2 separate regions of the Homo sapiens genome follow, and region 2 is linked to region 1. A link is a loop called in an ENCODE intact Hi-C map of the cell type or tissue named here. Cell type or tissue: heart right ventricle. All regions are shown on one strand. Each heading gives the region's core, and the rest is flanking DNA. Links, peaks and the distances in the headings are about the cores only. Region 1 overlaps FGF12 (fibroblast growth factor 12). Region 2 has its middle 45 kb from the start of FGF12.

Evidence for each region. Peaks named below come from ENCODE experiments on the same cell type or tissue, not always from the same donor. Only the 100,000 strongest peaks of a DNase experiment are listed, where the experiment ranks them.
Region 2: it touches region 1 in a loop (2.7-fold over the local background); 2 of 110 quality-filtered maps call a loop at or near these places.

What each region holds. Positions count from the first base shown.
Region 1 is chr3:192,630,737-192,642,487 of GRCh38, reverse strand. All of the region lies in intron 2 of FGF12 (fibroblast growth factor 12), which reads left to right. Among named protein-coding and RNA genes, the nearest start is that of FGF12, 91 kb to the left of the region's middle. In heart right ventricle, for the core only: no CTCF peak of the experiment used is centred there; a DNase peak (open chromatin) is centred at 5,376; H3K27ac peaks cover 4,934 bases.
Region 2 is chr3:192,766,954-192,778,704 of GRCh38, reverse strand. No RefSeq gene overlaps it. Among named protein-coding and RNA genes, the nearest start is that of FGF12, 45 kb to the right of the region's middle. In heart right ventricle, for the core only: a CTCF peak has its summit at 5,999 (motif pointing right); a DNase peak (open chromatin) is centred at 6,002.

The DNA of each region.
Region 1 (11,751 bases), core at 2,211-10,210:
ATGCACAGGAAAGGACTGTCATTGTTTTTATAATATTATCCTTTATTATGTTTTGGCTTCTCTAATCTCAGCTGTGATTATCTTGTATCTTTCAAGTGGAGTGCTGTTCTCTTAGGAGCACTTGGGTTCTGGGGTCAGGGCAGGAATCTCTTGCTGACTGAACAGTGCTCTTAGGAAAGTGTTTCGAATTCTCGGAGCCTGGTTTCCCTCTCTGTAATGCAGCAATAGTAATTATTTCCATGGGCTCCTCATGTGAGAGATTAATGGAATAATGGATGTGAAAGTGTTTGAGACAGACAGTAAAGACTGACGTAAATATGGTTTGAAAAGGAGGTGTCGACTATTGAGAAATTAGGAAAAATTCTCAGACATTTGGTATCCTTGATGAAACAGTTTGATAAGCCCATGGATGTATAACCAAAACACAGAAGGATATAAATCAAGTTCTGGGTATGTCTAATTTATAAACAAAAGATACGCTGTTTGCAGACACACATCAACATATTAAACATCTCTTCACAGACGTCATTTAGAGAAGGGGTGAGCAAATGTTTTCTGTGAAGAATCAGATAGAAATATTTCAGGCTTTTGAATGCTGTGGTCTCTGTTGCCACTACTCACTGTCATTGTAGCATGAAGGCTGCTGTAGACAGTCAGCAAACAAATGGTCATAGCTGTGTTTCAATAACACTTTTTATTTAGGAGCATGGAAATTTGAATTTTATATAATTTTCATTAATCAAAAACGTTTTCTTTTCAACCATATAAAAATGTGAAAGGCCGGCCAGGCACTGTGGCTCACGCCTGTAATCCCAGCATTTTGGGAGGCCAAGGAGGGTGGATCACCTGAGGTCGGGAGTTCAAGACCAGCCTGACCAACGTGGAGAAACCCCGTCTCTACTAAAAATACAAAAAATTAGTTGGGCATGGTGGTGCATGCCTGTAATCCCAGCTACTCAGGAGGCTGAGGCAGGAGAATCGCTGGAACCCGGGAGACAGAGGTTGTGATGAGCCGAGATTGCACCATTGCACTCCAGCCTGTGCAACAAGAGTGAAACTCTGTCTCAAAAAAAAAAAAAAAAAGGCCGGGCGCGGTGGCTCACGCCTGTAATCCCAGCACTTTGGGAGGCCGAGGCGGGCGGATCACGAGGTCAGGAGATCGAGACCATCCCGGCTAAAACGGTGAAACCCCGTCTCTACTAAAAATACAAAAAATTAGGCGGGCGTAGTGGCAGGTGCCTGTAGTCCCAGCTACTTGGGAGGCTGAGGCAGGAGAATGGCGTGAACCCGGGAGGCGGAGCTTGCAGTGAGCCGAGATCCCGCCACTGCACTCCAGCCTGGGCGACAGAGTGAGACTCCGTCTCAAAAAAAAAAAAAAAAAAAAAAGTGAAAGGCCAGGCACTATGGCTCACAACTGTAGTCCCAGTATTTTGGGAGGCTGAGGCAGGTGGATCATTGAGACCATCCTGGGCAACACAGCCTCTGTCTCTACAAAAAAATAAAACAAACTAGCTGGGCATGGTGGCATGTACCTGTGGTCCCAGCTATTTGGGAGGCTGAGGTATGAGGATCTCTGAAGGCCAGGAGATTGAGGGGGCAGTGAGCCATGATCGGGACACTGCACTCCAACCTGGGCAACAGAGTAAGACCCTGTCTCACACAAACAAACAAACAAACAAACAAACAAACAAAAAAAAGGGGTTTTAACTCTCAGCCTATACAAAAATGGGCTACAGTCCAAAATTGGCCCATGGGTCACAATTTGCCAAACACTAATTTAGAGCAAATTGTATATAGAAAAATGAACTTTTACCAACCAAAATTTTTATTTATTTACTCAAGTTTTTAACACATTTTATGTAAGATTGGGCTGACTGTGTGGACACTGGCAGGCCATGTTATCCTCTGAACCTCACTTTTCCTCCTATAAAATAACGGAGGTACCATTCTATGACCTCTTAGCAGCTTTCTTTTGCTAATATTTTGTGATTTAATGGCTCTGAATAACCTACCTCTGTTGGAGTTCATCTTTACTTATATGTGATATATAAAATTAGCCTGTGAAAAACATTCTCCCGGCAAGCTTTTGGCTTCTATTTTATTTTATTTCACTCTTTTATTTTTATTTCTTTAAATTTAAAATATAATTTATTGTCCATATTTGATATATACAACATGATGTTATGGATACATATAGATAGTAACATGGTTCCTAGAGCAAATCAGATTTACATATCCATCATTGCACATCGTTGCCCATGGTTTTTTGTTTGTTAATGTCAAGAGCAGCTAAAATCTGCCCATTCAGCAAATACAGCACACATTTATTAGCTGTAGTCCTCATGTTGTACCACATCCTCCAGATCTGCTACCTCACAACCTATGACCTACATCCCCCATTTCCTTCCCCCATTCCCATCCCGTGCCCCTGGTAACCTCTGTTTTATTCTCATCTCTGTATATTTCACTTTTTTTTTTTAATTCTACATATAAGTGAGATTAGGCAATATTTTTCTTTCTGTGTTTGGCCTATTTCACTTACTGGCCTCCAGGTTTATCCATTTTGTGGCAAATGGCAGGATCTTTTTCTTTTCTAAGGCTGAATAACACTTCATTGTATATACAGTCCTACCTTAGTGTCTATAGGGGTTTGGTTTCAGGACCTCCCAAGAATACCAAATCCACAGATGTTCAATTCTCTGACATAAGATCTACATTACTTGTAATATCTAATACAATGTAAATTTTATAAAAGTTGTTTTTCTGCATTATATAGGGAATAATGATGAGAAAAAAGCCTGTACATGTTCAGTACAGATGCAGTTTTTGTCTCAAATGTTTCCCATCTGTGGTTAGTTGAATCCACAGATGTGGAACTCATGGAGGGCAGACTGTGTATACCACCGTTTCCTTATCTATTTGTTGATGATGGACACTTACATTGTTTCCATATCTTGGCTATTGTGAATAACGTTACAATGAATGTGGAGTTCAGATATGTTTACAAGGTGGTGAGTTCATTTTTGGGGGCGTATGCCCAGAGGAGGGATTGCTGGGTCTTGTGGTAATTCTATTTTGAATTTATTTGGAAATCTCCATACTGCTTTCGATAATGGTTACGTTAATCCACATTTCCACCAATAGTGTAAAAGGCTTCTCTTTTCTTCACATCCTTGTCAACGTTTGCTATCTCTTAACTCTTTGGTAATAGCCATCCTCATAGGTGTGAGGTGATATCTCATTGTGGTTTTGAGTTACATTTCCCGGATTATTAATGACGCTGAGCACCTTTTTATATACCTATTGGTCATTTTTCTGTCTTCTTTGGAGAAATGTCTATTCAAGTCCTCTGCCCGTTTTAAAATCAGGTTATTTGTTTTTCTACTATTGAATGGTATGAGTTCTTTATAAATCTTGGATACTGATCCCTTATCAGATGTATGGTTTGCAAATATTTTTTTCCCAATTCATAGGTTTCCATTTTATTTTGCTGATTGTTTCCTTTGTAGTGCAAAAGCATTAAATGCAGGGAAAGCCAGAAGTGAATTTCTACATCTTTTAGGGTTCAGTTTGCCTTGGTTCGGAAGTTTCTATTAAATTAGGTGTTTTGGATGTGCATTAATTCTTCAATGCCTCCTGGGAATCATTTGGGACACTGCCATGTTATTACTGCACAGCCTAGTGAATCTGATCCGTGGGATTTTTCCCATCCAATACTCCCACAAATGTGGGCTGTAACTCATGCTAAATGAGCACATCTATAAAACAGAGAACTAATACCTACCTTGTGGGCATGTGGTGAAACTTAATTAGTTAATGCTTCTAAAGAACTTTCAAATCCGTGGATAAAATGTATTATTCAATTGCTAAGAGCTATCATTGTTTATTATTTCCTCTAGTATTTGCCAGTGAGTGCTTTACTGTTAGGATATAATGGCAGTAATTTTGAAACAAGCTGGCATTTGACTTTGTTTGCAGAGTGCATGAAGCTACAGGTAACATTTTAATGAAATCTTTCCCTCTTCCCCGCAGAGTCATTAGGTACACAGATACTGCCTCCTTCTCTTAAAGCTTTACACAATTGAGTAGTATTTAAGTAACATCATCATTGCTATAAAAAGAATCAAAAGAAAGAATCTTTTTCCAACTAAGACCAAGTGATTTAGTAACTTAATCCTTGTTTATAATTTTTTTGTCACTAAGGCTATGTCTAATGGAAGGAAGAACAATAAGTTGTATTCAATAATTCACTAATAGTTGTAATTGACCTTTTATGTTGGTCAGCATTATAGTTTAGATAAGAGTCACTTGAGACAGGCCCTAAGTTACTCTGCTATTATTTATATATGTACATATATACACACACATATATAGACACACACAAACACACACACACATAGCTTTGGCAAGGCTTACCATTTTTAGATGTCATGCCATTTAAGGCTCACTTGCAATAATGTGAAAGCCAGCCAGCATGTTATAATATGAATAGAAAGAACACTGGCCTGGAGGCAAGCCACCTCTTTAGAGACTCAGCTTTTCCCCTTCTTAGCAAGTTTCTTTTCTTTCTGCATTTCAGGTTTCTTGCTAAATTGGACGATTATACTTGATTTTCAAATTGTGCTTTTTGGAATTTAAGGCTTAGAACAGATGCTTCAAAATTTCTACCAACAGTTAAGTACTTTCCAACAAATATTAAAGACTTATATGCCCAAGAACCCTCATTTATTATTTTTTCTTATATATATTGTTTCCTTTTACACTTTTATCTGAAGATTTTTATTACTTAGGAAAAGAATTCTATTCTGTGACTCAAAAGATCCCTTCCAGTTCTGGCGTCCTATAATCTTTACTCTCAAAAGAAGCTAAACACCACAAACTTTGACAAGACTTCCTAAAAATACAGCTCTTAGCACAGAGCCTATGGTCCATTTAACAGAGAAGGAAAATGAAGCTGAATGCAGAGAGGTCTACCTTCTGAAAGGCACATTTGGTAAGTGGCAGAGGTGAAATTTGAACCCAGGCAAATGTACTTTAGTGCCTGAATGCAATGTCAATGCCATATTGCCTATAGATGTTTGGGGCACCATGCTAATAACTGTCAGGGGCCACAAATATGATACAAATTTTGTCCTCCTAGAGCTTATGGTCATAATTTAAGCTGAAAGGAAATATGAGTGAAAGCACTGAAAGAAATGCCAGGCGGCCTGCACGTCGGTGGCCAGAGGAGAGGTGCAGAACATGGCTATTCTGGGCGTCCTGAGAAGAGGGCCATAGAAGCTTGGCATCACTGAAGTGTCATTATAAAACCAGCCAAAAGCATTGTCAGCATTCCGCAAGATTTCCATTGCCTTATCCAAAGAAATAGGAGCGAGGGAGAGACGCTATAAAAGGAAGAATAAAGGAAACATCTATTTATCAGCTGTGTTCTCAGTCATCCCTCACTTGGCTGAGCTGACAGCCTATGATAATCAGGCTAAGGTGGATTGTCAGGTAATTCTGTGCAGGCCCATAGCTCTTTGGCTTCCTATCACCTCCCTTCTCCCACCTCCCTAATCAGTAGTTAACACTCTCTTCATTGCCATTGCCCTTCTCCTCTCATGGCCTTTCTTAGTACCCTGGCCACACTGACTGTATCCTTGTTTCCATTTCTGCTTTTAATTTAGTATGATACACATATAGCATTTTGGAATTGTCCTCTCTGATAACATCGCTGTTGCTCTCCTGAGTGCCTGAGTCATCAGGGAGAAGTCCCCTGAAGTCACCTCTGCTGACCAGTATGGCTAGGTTACCTCATGGCACAGAAGGATTCAGCAGGCAGAGTAGCCAATAGCTATGACTCTTCCTCAAACTCTGCACCAATTCTGATACATACACATGTACCCACACCCATTTTCAGGGGACTAGACACTGTCATATCCTTGACTCATGAAGGAGAAAAGAAGTAAAGATGTAGCATGACACCTTGGAAGAGATTTATGAAACTATTTGTTAAGAATTGACTTGTGCAGATTTCAACATGATGAAATGGTGGTAGTTTATAGTGGTTGTTGAAATTTGTTCAGAGAACTTTCTGCAGCGATGGAAATGTCCTCTGTCTGGGCTGTCTAATATAGTGGCCACATGTGGCATTTGAACCCTCAAAATGTGGAACTTGAAATAAAACCAAGGAAATAAATTTCAACTTTTATTTAATTTCAAACATTTGACTAGTGGCTACCACATAGAACAGGGTAGCTATGGATCAAAGTATCCAAATATTCAGAACTGACAATCTAGGGTGATCTAGTGTCTTCCTAGTTATATAACATATAAGGTGAGTTTCTATACATTACATGATTGTATTTGAGCAGAAAGGTCTCAGTACATCAAGGATTTCTATTCTATAAATATTTATTGGAAGAACACATATGCCATTTATCCTCCAGCTCCCTGTCTCAGTCTCAGAATCTTCCTCAGTGCAGTGTTTCGGGTAGCTAGTGTCAATTGGTTGTATTTGTGAAGAGAGAGACACCTGATTTCTATCTTTGAGGTGCTTGAGACAACATATATTGTGTACTTTGATACAGACATCATCAATTAAGACTTGATGACCAAACGATCTTTAAGGTCTGATCATGAGATTATATGATTCCATCAATTAAAAGAGAATCAGTTCTACATCTTATCCAGACTTCTCCATAGAACTTCAGAAGAGAAACCACCTCTATAGCACTAACATATACTAAAAGGATGGACCTCTACTTCCAATAAACTCCCTCCCCACACGTAAAAAAAGAACAGAAAGAAAAAAATGTACAGCAAGATTTTAAACCATCTATTGGTTGAAGTGATATCAAATAACTGATTGTTTTCTCTGGTTTCTGGATTAATGTATACACGGTGTCAGGCCAAGTCATAAGCATTATAAAAACTTACTACGGTCAAGCACTTTTAGGTGCTGGTATAGTACAGGGTTTAATGACAAGTTATTAAGTATTGTAAAGTGACGTAGCAAAATCAACAAAGCTTTACCAGGTTGTACTTAAGTTAAACAGTAATTCTCTGTGATATATGCAATACCATATATATGTATCAATTCTAGCATCAAAATGTACATGTGTATATGTAGGGATTTCAGTGATTTTTAAAACACAATCAGGTTGGCCTAAAGCAAGAAGAGTTATGAGTAAAGAGGTACTTGAAAAAAATTAAAACATTCTAAACACTAACACGGGGGACAAGTGATTCTAAATCATGTTATAGCTCTATCTTTTAAAACTGTAAGAATGTCTTACAATTATTATGTGATTATAGTAATAGATCATAGTATTTTAAAAATTATTCTCCGTCAGGCGTGGTGGCTCATGCCTGTAACCCCAGCACTTTGGGAGGCCGAGGTGGGTGGATCACTTGAGGTCAGGAGTTCGAGACCAGCTTGGCCAACATGGCAAAAACCCGTCTCCAGTAAAAATACAAAAATCAGCCGTGTGTGGTGGCACGCGCCTGTAATCCCAGCTACTCAGGAGGCTGAGGCGGGAGAATCGCTTGAACCTGGGAGGCAGAGGTTGCAGTGAGTGGAGATCATGCCACTGCACTCCAGCCTGGGAAACAGAGTGAGACTCTGTTGCAAAAAAGAAAAAAAATTATTCTCATCCCTATTGTGAACTTATACCTAAAATCAGTTATTCTTTTTAAACACTCACAGTTATTTTCTTCTTAAATATATAAATTAATTAATTTAGCTAATTAATTTTAAGTAATTTAAGTTTCTATAAAGTCATTTAAATATATAAAGTAATTTATTCATTTATTAGTGATTTATTGTACACCTTCTTGGAACAAAGTATACTGCAGTATACACTCTTGAGAGATAGTAAGGTATGGGGCTTCCTCTCTCAGATGTCGGTTTCTTCTTTTGGAATTAGGTGGATGTGAATGTGTGTGCATATATGTATATATAGTCATCCCTCAGTATCCATGAGGACATCCTGTGGATACCAAAATCCATGGATGCGCAAGTCCTTTATGTAAAATGGTGTAGTATTTGCATATAACCTATGCACATCCTCCCTGTATAATTTAAATCATGTCTAAGTTACTTTTAATTTCTAATACAATGTAAATGCTATGTAGATAATTGTTATACTGTATTATTTTTAAATTTAATTTTATTCTTATTGTATTACATTTTAATTTTATTTTTTGGATATTTTCGATCTGCATTTGGTTGAATCCATGGATGTAGAACCCATGAATATGAGGGCTGACTGGACGTACGTGTATGTGCGCATGTGTATATGAATCTACGTGTGTAGGCATCATGTGTATACAGGAAGAAAAAGATGAAAGAGAGAAAAAAGGAAAAAAGAAAGAAAAAGGAAGGAAGAATAAAGTATGATGAAAATTACATTTTGTTTCGTATCCTTTGAAGCAAAGAGGTAGTGCTATGGTAATTGAGGAGACAGATTTATATCTGCACTGGGCCTTTAGGAATGAATTTAGACCTAAATGGATTTTGAGCATGCAGATATGACCTGAGCAGACAGGGATTTCAGGAGAAGCAACAACGATATACAGTTATAAAAAGGTGGAGGAGATGCAGGCACCTGTCTAATTCACCTTGGTTTAACATAAAGGCGCATGAAGGGTTGTTGAGATGTGAGAGAGGTTACTGAAAATGATGGCCAGGTGTCCAGTTCGGGTATCATGAGCAACAAAAACCCTAAACTTTCAGCTGTTGGCTGAAGGGAGTTGAGCCTCCATATAGGACTGTCACAGATAGTTAATCCTGTGCTGATTATTGTAAATTAAAAGAAGTTGAATGAAGCGGGGGCTTTTGCAGGGTGATACGGAATGACTCCAGTGCTACAGCAGCACATCCTAACTTCTCTGACTTGGGCAGCATAATGTTATAGAAAAATGGAGTGAATTGGATAAGGGTTGAATATACTTTTGTTGTGGTCTTGGCTCCACATCCTATTACTTGTGTGATTTGGGGGAATCTTTTAACTCTTCCGTAGTGATGAATCGTGTTTTCCCAAATTAATGTCCGCCAAGAACCTAAGGATGCGATCTTATTTGGAAATAGGATCCTGAATTAAGATGAAGCCATATTAGCTTAAAGGGGGTCCCAAATCCAATGATTGATAAGACGAGGAGAGGCCGGGCGCGAGGGCTCACACCTGTAATCCCAACACTTTGGGAGGCAGAGGCAGGCGGATCACTTGAGGTCAGGAATTCAAAACCAGCCTGACCAACATGATGAAACCTTGTCTCTACTAAAAATACAAAAACTAGCTGGGCATGGTCATGTGCACCTGTAATCCCAGCTACTCGGGAGGCTGAGGCAAGAGAACTGCTTGAACCTGGGAGGTGGAAGTTGCAGTGAGCCGAGATCATGCCTCTGCACTCCAGCCTGGGCAACAGGGCGAGACTCTGCCTCAACAAACAAACACAACACAACAAAACAAAACAAAGCAAAAAGGAGAGGGCACACAGAGAAAAATGCCAAAGTGGGGATGAAAGCAGAGGCTGAATTGATGCATCGATGAGCCAAGAACACCAAGTATTGCCTGCAACCACCGGAAGCTAGGAGAGAGGCATGGAATAGATTCCCCCCCAGAGCTTCTAGAAGGAACCACCCCTGCAGCACGTTGATTTCAGAGTTCTGGCTTCTATAACCATGAGAAAATGCATTTCTGTTGTTTTAAGGTGCCCCTTTGTGCTACTTTGTTATGATGACCCTAGGAAACAAATACACCTTCAAACCTTTATTTACTTCATTGTAAAATGGGGATGATGATTTTTACCTCTGAGAGTTTCGATAAGAATTAATGAACCAGAATCAAATTAAGAATACATTTATCACATTTAAAGTGCTCTACAAATATCTGCGAATTTAAAACTCCATTTTCTAGTGTTGGGAAATATATCTAACCATTACTGAGCATTAACTGTGCATCAACCAAAGCATTAAGCACATTATGCCTGCTCTCTCACAGTAGAATTAGCAATATTTAGTTGTCATTTTACCTGCTTGGCATTTGAAGCTTGATGTCAACAAAATTTTGTAAGTCTTTACTTACTGGGGGAAAAAGTGAGTGCAGTGGTTAAAATGAGATGATTAATGCATTTTTACTTTCTGGCAGTGGTTTTTTTTAGTCAAAATCATTTCTTTTTCTCTACAGATAAGCAAAATTGCTATGCTATGGTTTAATAAGTAAAATATGTATATCAAGTTAAAATAAAAATTTCAGTGGGTGTTGAATTCCATGCTCTGGTTTTCAATTACTACTCACCCTCTCTTAGGAAAGTCACACTTCTCATTTGCCTTGGATTAGATGGGGGGAAGGAGCTCCATGTACCACATCGTAAGTGTAATATGGAATTCCAGGAGAAAATGCATGTGTAAAGCTATTTAGCTCAGTTCATTTTTAGATGATTTGGCAACTGTTGGCTAATTTGTTTGCGTTGCTCTCCTGAGAGAACTATGAGTTGGGTTCTTTTGTAACATGGAAGCTGAAATGGAGCAGTTCAGTGATTTACTAATATGTAAAAGGAGTAGATATTGCTGCTGGAGCTGGACTCCCAGGAGTTTAGGGCTCTACTCATTGATGAGCTTCCCCCACTAGCATGTGAAGACCCCAGGCAGCACCCACAAACTATTCCTGACCATGCTTTAAATGGCCAAATAATTTTTCTAGGTTTATAGTATATCACATATTGCAAAACCCATTTGCTCTGTCTTTAGCCTTCCAGTTTCCATTCCACTGCCTTATATGCAGAAATACAATGATAACTATAATGGGGTATGCCACCTGCCTTCAATGTGTCATGTCTAGTAATGGAGAGAGGAAGTTAAATCACAGTGTGTGAAGTGGCATGCCATTTTTTAGAGCTCCACTTTAAATAGACAAGGCCACTTACTTTCAGCAAGAATGTGGAGGAATTATGTAGACCAAAACATCCAGGTGCTAAACTTGCCCACTGGTGTGGTACAAGGAGTTAGGAAAATTATCCAGGTGTGGCTGCAAATGAGGGCTCAATGTGGTGAACAAATGATGTTAGCAAGATTTTCAGTTATAGTTAAACAGTTGCTGTGGGAAGCCAGGAGTGCTATACTGGATGAAGTGACATTACGTTCCAGTAGTTGGGCTAGATGTCGTGATGGATGCTAGAGGAGTGTGAGGACACAGTTAGTCTCAAATATCCAGACACTGGCATCAGAGTCGTAGGACCTAGTGTCTAGCCTGAAGTTTAGGAATAGGACTCTTCTCTATGAAAGGGGAAGTGAAAAGCAAATTCGGGCCAGCAAATAGATGGAGGACACTGAACTCTGAAGCAGGTTAGCAAAAAAAGATCCTTCTCATAAGAACAAAGGCAAAAAAAGTGGCAATGGCTCAGGAACTGGAGAAAGAGATAAGGAATAAGCTGCTGGCAAGGACTTGATACGTTTGAACTCCAGAATATGGAACCGGAGACAGTTTAGTAAATTGTGTTATGAGGCAAAATTTGGGGGGAAAGCCAGAATTGGAAGTGCCTGCAGATGTGAAACATAGCTTTAGCCTCAGCTGTTGGGGGGAAGAAGAGTGAAGAAGTTTGGAACCAGACTAGGCCATAATATAGTTTTTCTAAGAAAAAAAAAAGTGGGCCGGGCGCGGTGGCTCATGCCTGTAATCCCAGCACTTTGGGAGGTCGAGGCGGGCAGATCTCGAGGTCAGGAGATTGAGGCCATCCTGGCTAACATGGTGAAACCCCGTCTCTACTAAA
Region 2 (11,751 bases), core at 2,178-10,177, 140 kb before region 1:
ATTTCGCACACTTTTTTGTTAGACATATGCAGTTGTTCCTTTTAGGTATATACCTAGAAATAGAATTTTTGACTCGGAGGATAGTAGATCATTCCAGGTATCTAAAGTGTTGTATCACTTTATACTTCCACCATGAATGTATGAGATTTCCAGTTGTCTCACATTCTTACCAACACATTGTGTTGATAGTTTTTTTTTTTTTTTTCTAATTTGTAGTCACTTTGGTGGGTACATACAGGTGTTTCATTATAGTTTTAAATTGCATTTTCTTTTTTTTTTGAAATGGAGTCTCACTCTGTCACCAGGCTGGTGTGCAGTGGTGCCATCTCAGCTCACTGCAATCTCCACCTACTGGGTTCAAGCGATTCTCCTGCCTCAGCCTCCTGAGTAGCTGGGACTACTCAGTCCTGAGACTGCTACTACATGGTGCACACCACCACGCCCAGCTCATTTTTGTATTTTTAGTAGAGATGGGATTTCAGCATGTTGGCCAGAATGGTCTCTATGTCTTGACCTCATGATCCACCTGCCTTGGCCTCCCAAAATGCTTGGATTACAGGCGTGAGCCACCACACCCGGTCTTAATTTGCATTTTCTAATAACCAATGGTGTTTAATAGATTGTCTTACACTTACTGGATATTTTTATATCTTTGTTGGTAAATTGCCTGTTCAAGTTATTGCCCATTTTTGAAATTGTGTTATTTTGTCTTTCTTTATTAATATGTAATTGTTCTCTATATATTTCGGAAACAAGTCCTTTATCTAAAATGTATTTTAAACATCTTTCTCTGCCTATTCTTTCTATCCTCTTAATGATGTATTTGATGAACAGAAGCTTTTAAAGTCCATAAGTTCTCGGCCAGACACAGTGGCTCATGCCTGTAATCTCAGCACTTTGGGAGGCCAAGGCGGCGGATCATGAGGTCAGGAGATCAAGACCATCCTGGCTAACACAGTGAAACCCCATCTCTTCTAAAAACACAAAAAGTTAGCCAGGTGTGGTGGCAGGTGCCTGTAGTCCCAGCTACTCAGGAGGCAAGCTAGTTACTTCCTAGATCAAAAGCAAGCTAGTTACTTCCTAGATACAATGGGGGTAGGAGAATGGCGTGCATTCGGGAGGTGGAGCTTGCAGTAAGCCGAGATCGTGCCACTGCACTCCAGCCTGGGCGACAGAGCGAGACTCCATCTCAAAAAAAAAAAAAAAAGGCCACAAGTTCTCTCGTCTTTTATGATAATTGTTACTTGTGTTCTGTTAAAATTTCTTTACCTGACAAATATGTCTTGAAATTATTCTCGTTTGTTTTTTCTAAAAGCTTTATTGTTTTACCTTTTACTATTTAGATTTATAATCTATCTTAAGTTAAATTTTTATTATAATCTACCTTAAATTAAATTTTTGTATGATGTGAGGTTTGGGATTAAGGTTGTTTTTCTTTTCTATATGGATGTCCAATTGACCTAGTACAATTTATTAAAAGATCATCTTATCCTCTCTGAATTGCTGAGGTACCTTTGTTAAAAACTAAATGACCACACACAAACATACACACAAACACACACACTCATGAACACTTTATTGTGTTTTATGTTTAATGTCTCTCTGCTTATGTCAATGCCACACTTTTAATTACTGTGTCTTTAAAGTCCTGAACTCTAGGGGTGTAAGTCCTTTCTCAAGACAGTCTTGGCTATTGTAGGTTTTGTGTGTGTGTTCATATAAATTTCAGAATCAGTTTTTATCAATATTCACAGATACACAAAGCATGCCAGCACTGATTGTGATGGTGTTAAATCTATAGATTAACTTGGGGAGTGGAACATTTAATAATTTGTAGAAAAGATGCAATCAAAAGATGCAATCTTCCAATTACAATTGGGAAATTTTATCTTCCAATCTATGAACATAGTCTAGTTCTTCATTTATAAGGTCGTCTTTAATTTCTTTCAGATATATTTTATAGTTTTAAGTTAGAAATGTTGCACAAATTTTATTAGACTTAAAAGATATTAGACTTTTTAATGATACTGTTCATATATATATACATATATATACATATATACATATATATACATATATACATACATATATAAATACATATATATGTGTGTATATATATATGTATATATATATATATAAAATTTTCTTTTTGAGATGGAGTCTCACTCTGTCACCCAGGCTAGAGTGCATGGTGTGATCTCAGCTCATTGCAACCTGGGTTCAAGTGATTCTCCTGCCTCAGCCTCCCAAGTAGCTGGGATTACAGGCATGAGCCAATATGCCCAGCTAATTTTTTCATGTTTTTAAAAAAATCTAATTGTGTTAGTCCATTTTGATGCTGCTGATGAAGACATACTTGAGACAGGGAAGAAAAAGATATTTAATTGGACTTACAGTTCCACATGGCTGGAGAGGTCTCAGAATCATGGTGGGAGATGAAAGGCACTTCTTACATGGTAGTGGCAAGAGAAAATAAGGATGAAGCAAAAGTGGAAACCCATGATAAACCCATCAGATCTCATGAGACTTATTCACTATCATGAGAATAGTACAGGAAAAACTGGCCCCCATGATTCAATTACCTCCCCCTGGGTCCCTCCCCCAACATGTGAGAATTCTGGGAGACATAATTCAAGTTGAGATTTGGGTAGGGACACAGCCAAACCATATCATTCTGTTCCTGGCCCCTCCAAATATCATATCCTCACATTTCAAAACCAATCACGCCTTCCCAACAGTCCCCCAAAGTCTTAACTCATTTCAGCATTAACCCAAAAGTCCACAGTCCAAAGTGTCATCTGAGACAAGGCAAGTCCCTCCTGCCTATGAGCCTATAAAACCAAAAGCAAGCTAATTACTTCCTAGATGCAATGGGGGTACAGGTATTGGGTAAACACAACCATTCCAAATGGGAGAAATTTGCCAAAACAAAGGGGTTACAGGGCCCATGGAAGTCCAAAATCCAGCAGGGCAGTCAAATGTTAAAGCTCCAAAATGATCTCCTCTGACTCCAGGTCTCACATCCAGGTTACGCTGATGCAAAAGGTGCATTCCCATGGTCTTTGGCAGCTCCACCCCTGTGGCTCCTGGCTATTTTCATGAGCTAGTGTTGAGTGTCTGCAGCTTTTCCAGGTGCATGGTGCAAGCTGTCAGTGGGTCTACCGTTCTGGGAGTTGGAGGGTAAAGGCTTTCTTCTCACACCTCCACTAGGCAGTGCCCAAGTAGGGACTCTGTGTGGGGGCTCCAACCCCACATTTCCCTTCCACATTGCCCTAGCAGAAGTTCTCCATGAGGGCCCTGCTCCTGCAGTAAACTTTTGCCTGGGCATCCAGGCATTTCCATGCATCTTCTGAAGTCTAGGTGGACGTTCCCAAACCTCAATTTTTGACTTCTGTGCACCTGCAGGCTCAATGCAACATGGAAGTTGCCAAGGCTTGGGGCTTCCACCAACTGAAGCCACAGCCCAAGCTCCACATTGACCCCTTTCAGCCATGGCTAAAGCAGCTGGGACACAGGGCACCAAGTCCCTAGATTGCACACAAGACGGGGACCCTGGGCCCAGCCCACAAAACCACTTTTTCCTACTGGGCCTCCAGGCGTGTGATGGAAGGGGCTGCCATGAAGGTCTCTGACATGGCCTGGAGACATTTTCCCCATGGTCTTGGGGATTAACATTAGGCTCTTTGCTACTTATGAAATTTCTGCAGCCATCTTGAATTTCTCCTCAAGAAATAGGTTTTTCTTTTTTGCTCTGTTTTCCTTTTAAAACTGAATGCTTTACAGCACCTAAGTCACCTTTTGAATGATTTGCTGCTTAGAAATTTCTTCCACCAGATATCCTAAATAATCTCTCTCAAGTTCAAAGTTCCACAAATCTCTAGGGCAGGGGCAAAATGCTCCCAGTCTCTTTGCTAAAAGATAACAAGAGTCACCTCTGCTCCAGTTCCCAACAAGTTCCTCATCTCCATCTGAGACCACCTCAGCCTGGACCTTATTGTTCATATCACTATCAGCATTTTTGTTAAAGCCATTCAATAAGTCTCTAGGAGGTTCCAAACGTTCCCACATTTTCCTGTCTTCTTCTGAGCCCTCCAAACTGTTCCAATGTTGGCCCGTTACCCAGTTCCAAAGTTGCTTTCACATTTTCGGGTATATTTTCAGCAACACCCCACTTCTGGTACCAATTTACTGTATTTGGTCCATTTTCACACTCCTGATAAAGACATACCCAAGACTGGAAAGAAAAAGAGGTTTAATTGGACTTACAGTTCCACATGGCTGTGGAGGCCTCAGAATCATGGTGGCAGGTGAAAGGCACTTCTTACATGACAGCAGCAAGAGAAAATGAGCAGGAAGCAAAAGCGGAAACCCATAATAAACCATCTGATCTCATGAGACTTATTCACTGTCACGAAAATAGCACAGGAAAAACCAGCCCCCAAGATTCAATTACCTTCCCCTTGGTCCTTCCAACAACATGTGGGAATTCTGGGAGATACAATTCAAGTTGAGATTTGGGTGGAGACGCAGCCAAACCGTATCACTAATTGTCCAGTTGCCATATTCTTATCATGTTTTTAGCTAAATCTTTTCCTTTGGGCTCTTTCTAATATACTGTTTATTATGAAATGATTTTGTCTTTTCCAGTATTTTCTAGGCTCATTTCATTTTTGTTTCACAATTATCCTGTTTCTTTGCATATTTCTCTTCTGTGTTTTAAAATTCCTAATTTGAAATACTTTCTCATACCTCCAAATTCTTGTTTGATTATTTTGAATTCACACTGGAGTGTTTTGTTACAGTTTCTTTGACTTTGTGATTGCTATTTTGGTAGATCCTTTTCATTGGCTAAATATTTTGATTCTTACTTCCTATTTTATTCCTACAGTAGCTTGTATTAATGTGGCCAGACAAACTCTTTTCATTTTAAAATTTCGTGGATTTTCCTCTCCAAGATATGACAATGTTTCAATGAAGGAGATGTGTGAAGTGTTCAGATGTTCAGAATAATATTATTATTATTTCTTATTTCAAGCATGATCTCTGATGTCAGTTCAGTAAAATGTAGTTTTATTAAAAATGGTATCCTTTGGGGACAAGAGGTAATATGAGTTCTGATTTTCTAATATTCTTATTGTAGTAGAACATAACATAATCTTGGATTTTACCTATGATTTCAGAATATGTTCTTCTTCTACATATGTTTTCTTCAGTGACTGCCACTTGTTCAAAATTTAGATATCAAATTTAGGAGTAAACCTTTTCCCAGGTATGGAATTTCAAATATTATAAAAACTTATGCTATGTATTTCTCTGTAGTTTTTATTGTGAATTTCTGGTGACATATAAATGTTTCTACTCTCTATTCTATTCCTTGGTTTTTGTTCCTTCTGTAACAGTTATTAAAAGATATTTATTTAAAGCACCTAGTCCCTATAATAGTAATATAGAAAATCTTTTGCATTGTACAGTAGTTCCTTTCATTAGAGACTTTGAGAGCACTTTATAGGCATTGTCTGGTGGAGAACATTTTTAGAAAGGATAAACAATTAAAATTCTTCTATATAAATTCATTGTGCTTTCCTAGGCTAACAGGAAAAGAAAAAGAAATAAATGTCTTAGGAAGACTGAAAGACTAATCTAGTGTTTTCTCATTTATGCTTCTTGATCAAGCATTTGGAGAAATTATTTGAAAATGTTGAAGACTAACCAGAAGGGAAATGTCCAGATAGTAAGGAAGCCCAAATGGATGTTAATTTATTTCAATACCTTCTACAGAGTCTGAGAGGCTTAGAGATTAAATCCATGAGCAGAGACGGTTTCAACCCTTAACCGTCTATTATATCCTTAACCTACTATTATATCCATCGCCTACAACTGTTCCCAGAGACAAACATCATTCTGTTCTCCTAGGTTCATGTATTACTGCCTGAATGCTTCTCTGGTGAGGTTTATGATATCACCAACCGCACAATGTCTGTGTTGGCCACGGTCCTCTTGGGGGCAGCAGAGCAGCAGTTGCTGTCTACTTGGCAGTTACTGAGGAGTCAGAGAAGTCCTGGAATTGAGGGAAGCTCCAGACTGAGAGGAAGACCAGAAGACAAGAGTGGAAGTGTTAGGATCAAGAAAAGATAAAAATGTATACAGCTATGTTCTGGAGGCAGATGTGAGCTGAAAGTTAAATACAAAGAGAAAGTAATATTTGCTTTCTCATCAAATGTTTCCTCAGTCCTTAATTTGGGACAGATCCTTGAGTGTTGTAATGAGGTCTCTGCCCAGTGTAATATTGAGACATATAAACAAGTGCCATGAACTAAGTGCAATGAAGATAAGCAACAGGTGCTGTGGGAATTCCAAAACAGGGACTGTAGGAGTGGGGAGGTGACAGATGGTGGAGGTGGCAATGGGGAGGACTTCATATGTGGATGACATTCATGGCAGGTCTTAGAGAATGACTTGCCAGAGAAAGAACAGGGAGACATTAGGGTATATACTGCACGCCTTGGGAATGGTGAGCTGTTCAGCTGAGCTGTAACATAACGTCCCTGTGTGGAAGTGGGGAAGACAAGGCAGTCAACTTTGCCAACTGTGCCTCTCCCCTCTAAGAAAATATCTCTTTTAATATACTCTGAGGACAAAGTCCATAAGCCCTCTTCATCAATACTCCTTATTTCCACGGCTCTTTGGGGTTCTTCCTTAAGAGAATGAAGAATATTTTGTTTTGCAGAAAATTGAGAAGTTTTATTGTTTGGTTAAAACCAGAAATCCCCAAGGGAGATATGAAATATGAGCCCTTACTCCGCTACAACATCGCAAGATAAGGACATGGGATAGGGAGAAGGGACTTTACCGGAAAGATAAAAAATGTCAACGTATCATTTAACCTTTGCTCATCGTTCTCCTTGGGTCCTCTTCGTGAGCTCTAGGCATCTCCAGACCCTCTGGACTTAAATTCTAAAGGATCCAGAATTTTTAGGCATCTTGGCACCTTGATCCTTTCCCTTCACTCAGCCTCAATGAATCAAAAAATACCCAGAAAAGCATAAACCTTACAAATCAATTAGGGGAGCGGTAGCACATATGCTATGAAAAAATTAGTGCAGTTTATCACTGATTAGCTTGTCTAATATTTGATGTGATGTGGGGCAGGGGTAGTAACATTGTTTTATTCTTGAGTTAGGACCCCAGACTTCCAGTGCCTAAGGAAAGGACCCCAGAACCTCTTCCCAATTCAACTTGAAACATTTTTAGACTAACATTAGTGTCTGGCACAGAATAGATAGTCAATAATAATTAGATGAACCCGTTAACCAATTGATTGGACTATATGAAACCAAAGGCGTTTATGAGGATTATTATCCCTGAGTTTGCTGCTCTGGCTCTTGCCTAAACAAATTTGAGACCAATGATACTTGTGAAAGAAAGTTATAGAGATGTGCTGACAAGTCACTGTATTCCCTAAAGCAAAGTTTTCCAACCAATGTGCTATTGTACAGTCTAATGCTTGTACTTTGAGAAACTGAACAATTCTGTGCTTGGAGTGGCAAGCAGGCTCTCCTTCAAATAGGGCTCCTAAGCCACTTACCTCAGGTCATAAATAGTCTCGTCTGAGACTCCTTAGAAGGCAGCATGATTAGAGAAGAATCTGAGGGTATGTTCCATGGTACCCACAAATTTTGAAGAATGAAAACTCCCATTCTCTGCTTTGGCAGCTCTGAGGTCTTGTTCAAGGAGATGTTCCTCCACCTGGATTTCTCCCTCAGCTGCCAATTGCTGAGTGCTTCTGCCAATTTTAGACAAGAGGTATGCAATGGTGAAGACATTCATATTCCAATTGATCAAAAGGCATGGCAGAATATCCAAAGTGCAGCCAGTTAGGGTTTGTAGGAGGCTGACTGTGGGGCTCTTGTGGTAGAGTTCTCAAACCCATCAGCCCTAATATCTGATACTTTTTTGTGACTGATTTACCCTTTTACTGGAGTCTGAGCTACCTCCAGTGTGACTGCTATAACAATGCAAGTACCATTTGCAGAATATGTTCAGACAATGCAAGTTAAGGTATTATCACCGTTTTGAAATACTTAATATAAAAAATGTTTTGCATTCAAACCCACTTACAAATCTTAGGAAAATGTACTATTTCATTTGTTAATGAAAGTTAGGAAAAGTTGTTAGATTCTTTAAATGTAATTTGAACTACAAATAGTCCCTGACTTACAATGTTTCAACATGATTCTTCAACTTCATGATAGCTGTATAGGGGTACTAAGTGCATTTTTGTTATTTTTGACCTATGATGCGTTTATCAGGATGTAGCCCCATTATAAGTCGAGGGGCATCTGTATTTTAAATATTTAGATGATTATAAAAATGTGGCTTTATCACCTACTTTTGGGAATGGTTTCTCATCAGTGATGACTATCAGGAATTTCGAGAGCTCATCATTAGAAAGTCTTGTCAGGAATTTTATGTGAATCATAAAATCTGAATTAAAAATTTTATGCTCATTGACAAAACTTTAACTTTCTTATCAATTTTTTTATAATTTTTTTTATTTTGCAGAAATGGGATCTCACGATGTTGCCCAGGCTAGTGTCAAACCCCTGGCCTCAAGTGATCCTCCCAGCTGTGCCTCCCAAAGTGCTGGGATTACAGGCATGAGCCACCATGCCCAGCCACAAATTTTTGAAAATATTTTATTTAGAAATTCTATCATGTCTAATATTTAATATTTTTCCTAATGTTTTATTTTACTTATAATTATATATTAAAAAGAAAAGCAAACTTTTTTCACCAGAGGATTTATGGAGTGTCCAAAATAACCTTCTATTTTCTGTCATGCAAATATTATTGCTTACTGTAAAGTACCATGATGTGCACATTCACCACTGCACCCCAGCCTAAAAAAAAGAACATGTTCTAAGTTTTTGAGACAAGTTAGGACACTTGCCTTAAAAAAAAGAACATGTTCTAAGTTTTTGAGACAAGTTAGGACACTTGCCTTGACTTTTTTTTTTTTGGCTTCCTATAGAGCTGCCTTCAGGTCTTATGATTTACTTCTTTAACATTTGGCTTATGAAAAGATTATAAATCTGCTGCATTTTTAGTGTTATAGATATTGTTTATTTAAATATCCAAATTGCATGTGATAGGAACCGTTTTGAATGTCTCACTGTCTTGGTGGACTTAGTGTGATCTGACATGAATTTCTTTTATCACCCACTGTGAACTCAGCAACCTGTTGAATTTCCTTTTTGCACTGGCTTCCAGAACAGTAGTTTAATTATCGATTGTGGTAACAATTATTGCTAAGACATATTAGAAATATTAAAGTTTGATATTAAAGTGGGATAAATTATGCAGACAAACAATCAAGAGTTATAATCCCCCATTCATTACAAAGAACTTGATGTTAAATGAAGATGAAAATCTTTATTGCCTAGATGCATCTACATATATGGAATTTTCCTCTTTTTTTTTCTTTTTGCTTTTCTTCCTAGTTTTAAGAATAATGTCTTTGCTGATATCCAGACATCACTCAGGCCTGATATAACTCTTGATGGGAATGTATACCACTCTCCTAAGCCCCATGCATATGAAAGTCAGGCAATTGAAGATCTGTACAAACCATGGTGCTAATTATGACACAGGAAAGCAACAAGGGTTGAAAATATCAGAATCTGACTTAGTATTGTTACTTACCATAGGAAAAAAAAGACCAAGCCCTGAAAAGTAAGAACATTAAAAATTTTACCTCCTGCTACAGTTAAAATGAAATAATTTTTAAGTGATTTTTATAAATGCAGTTCAAATTACACATCAAAGACATGCTAAACATGTCACACTGTCACGTTGTTTCTTCCACACAGTCCCTCACTATAGGACCATAAAAACATTTCCCAAATGATGGTGAGTGCTTTCTCTAGCTTGTCCTCAGAACCACTAACATCTCACATCTGTTTCCTTCTATATTGCATCAGATATATCTATCCTTTTCTGTGTGTTGTATTTATTAAAACACTCTTTCAGCCGGGCGCGGTGGCTCACGCCTGTGATCCCAGCACTTTGGGAGGCCAAGGCAGGTGGATCACCTGAGGTCAGAGTTCGAGACCAGCCTGGCCAACATGGTGAAACCCCCGTCTCTACTAAAAATACAAAAAATTACCTGGGTGTGGTGGCCAGCGCCTGTAATCCCAGCTACTCGGGAGGCTGAGGCAGGAGAATCGCTTGAACCCCGGGGGCAGAGGTTGCAGTGAGCCGAGATCGCGCCATTGCACTCCAGCCTGGGCAACAAGAGTGAAACTCCATCTCAAAAAAAAAAAAAAAAAAGAAAGAAAAAGAAAAAACAGTCTTTCATTTTTGAGAAGGGTTACAAATTGGTGAAGCTTATATAAATATAATTCTTAGGATTATATTTATTTTAGATAAGTGCACCACTGTTTTCTTCTGCTACTTTACTGCATTTTATCTTTTATATGCATTTACCTGGATTCCACTGTTAGGTTACATTCTCTTTGAGAACAGCACTTATATGTTGTTTAAAAAAAATCTAGCAACCAATGAGTTCCACATATTCTGATGAAAATAATAGGTGCCTATTCCCCTCAGCTCTATTTTGCCTAGTTGGAAACATGACTTTAAAAGAAGCTTGGGCAAATCAGTAGTCAGAGGTCTGGAAATCAGGAAAGTCCTGAGTTTTCAAGTCTAACTCTGGTGCTAATTTGCTCAGTTATTTTTGGTGGATTTTTTTCAGCATTGCTTTTCTTGTCTATAAAATTAAGGGATGTGGGCTAGCTAGATTTTCTCTAAAATTTCTGTCATTGTATAGTTCTGTAGAAATAAATTATTATAAACCTTAAACTATCTTTGATTTAGCCCTGATTAAAATGAAAATTGAAGTCTGAGGCTATAAGGTATTTTGTATTGTTTTGTTTTGTTTTTTAAAGCAGGAGCCTTGAGAGCCTGATAAGCTGTTGACACAAGTGCTTTTGAGAATAGCAGGTAGAGTAATTACTAGCTTATTTTTAAATTGACAAAGGAAAAGGTTAATAAATGTTTGCATATCTTCATTTACCACAAAATGTAAGTAAATCTGTACTTACTTGCATCTAATTATTAAGGAAATGGAGTTTGTATCTCAATTAGTTAACCAAAAGGGGAGATATACTTTCCTATCATGTTACAATTTTTATTTCAATAGCAGTTCCAATAGTTGTTGGCTTATATCCTTGAAATTATATTTATTATAATTACATGCATTTGAGAAAAATATTTTTTATAGAAAACTATCTAAAGTTATAAACTGTTCACCATGGGACGTTGTACATGCTTAGAAACTGTGATAATTAACCTGCTATGACCTCACCAATTTTGCTTTAATTAACTCAACCAGTATCAACACTGTAGTTTCTATTAAAATGAGAACACATATAAAATGCTCTTCTCAGTAAACAGTCATTTTACAAGTAAAAGAAATGTCTCTAAGTAAAACACAAGATCAAATATTAATTTTTTACAGCTGATACTAAGAAATCTAAGTTATCTCAATGTATTATTGAAAATTCAGCAACATAATGCTCTCTCTTTTTATGATAAAAAGTCACATAAAATATCTTTTTTATTATTATTTAAGTTTTAGGGTACATGTGCACAATGTGCAGGTTTGTTACATATGTATACATGTGCCATGTTGGTGTGCTGCACCCATCAACTCGTCATTTAGCATTAGGTATATCTCCCAATGCTATCCTT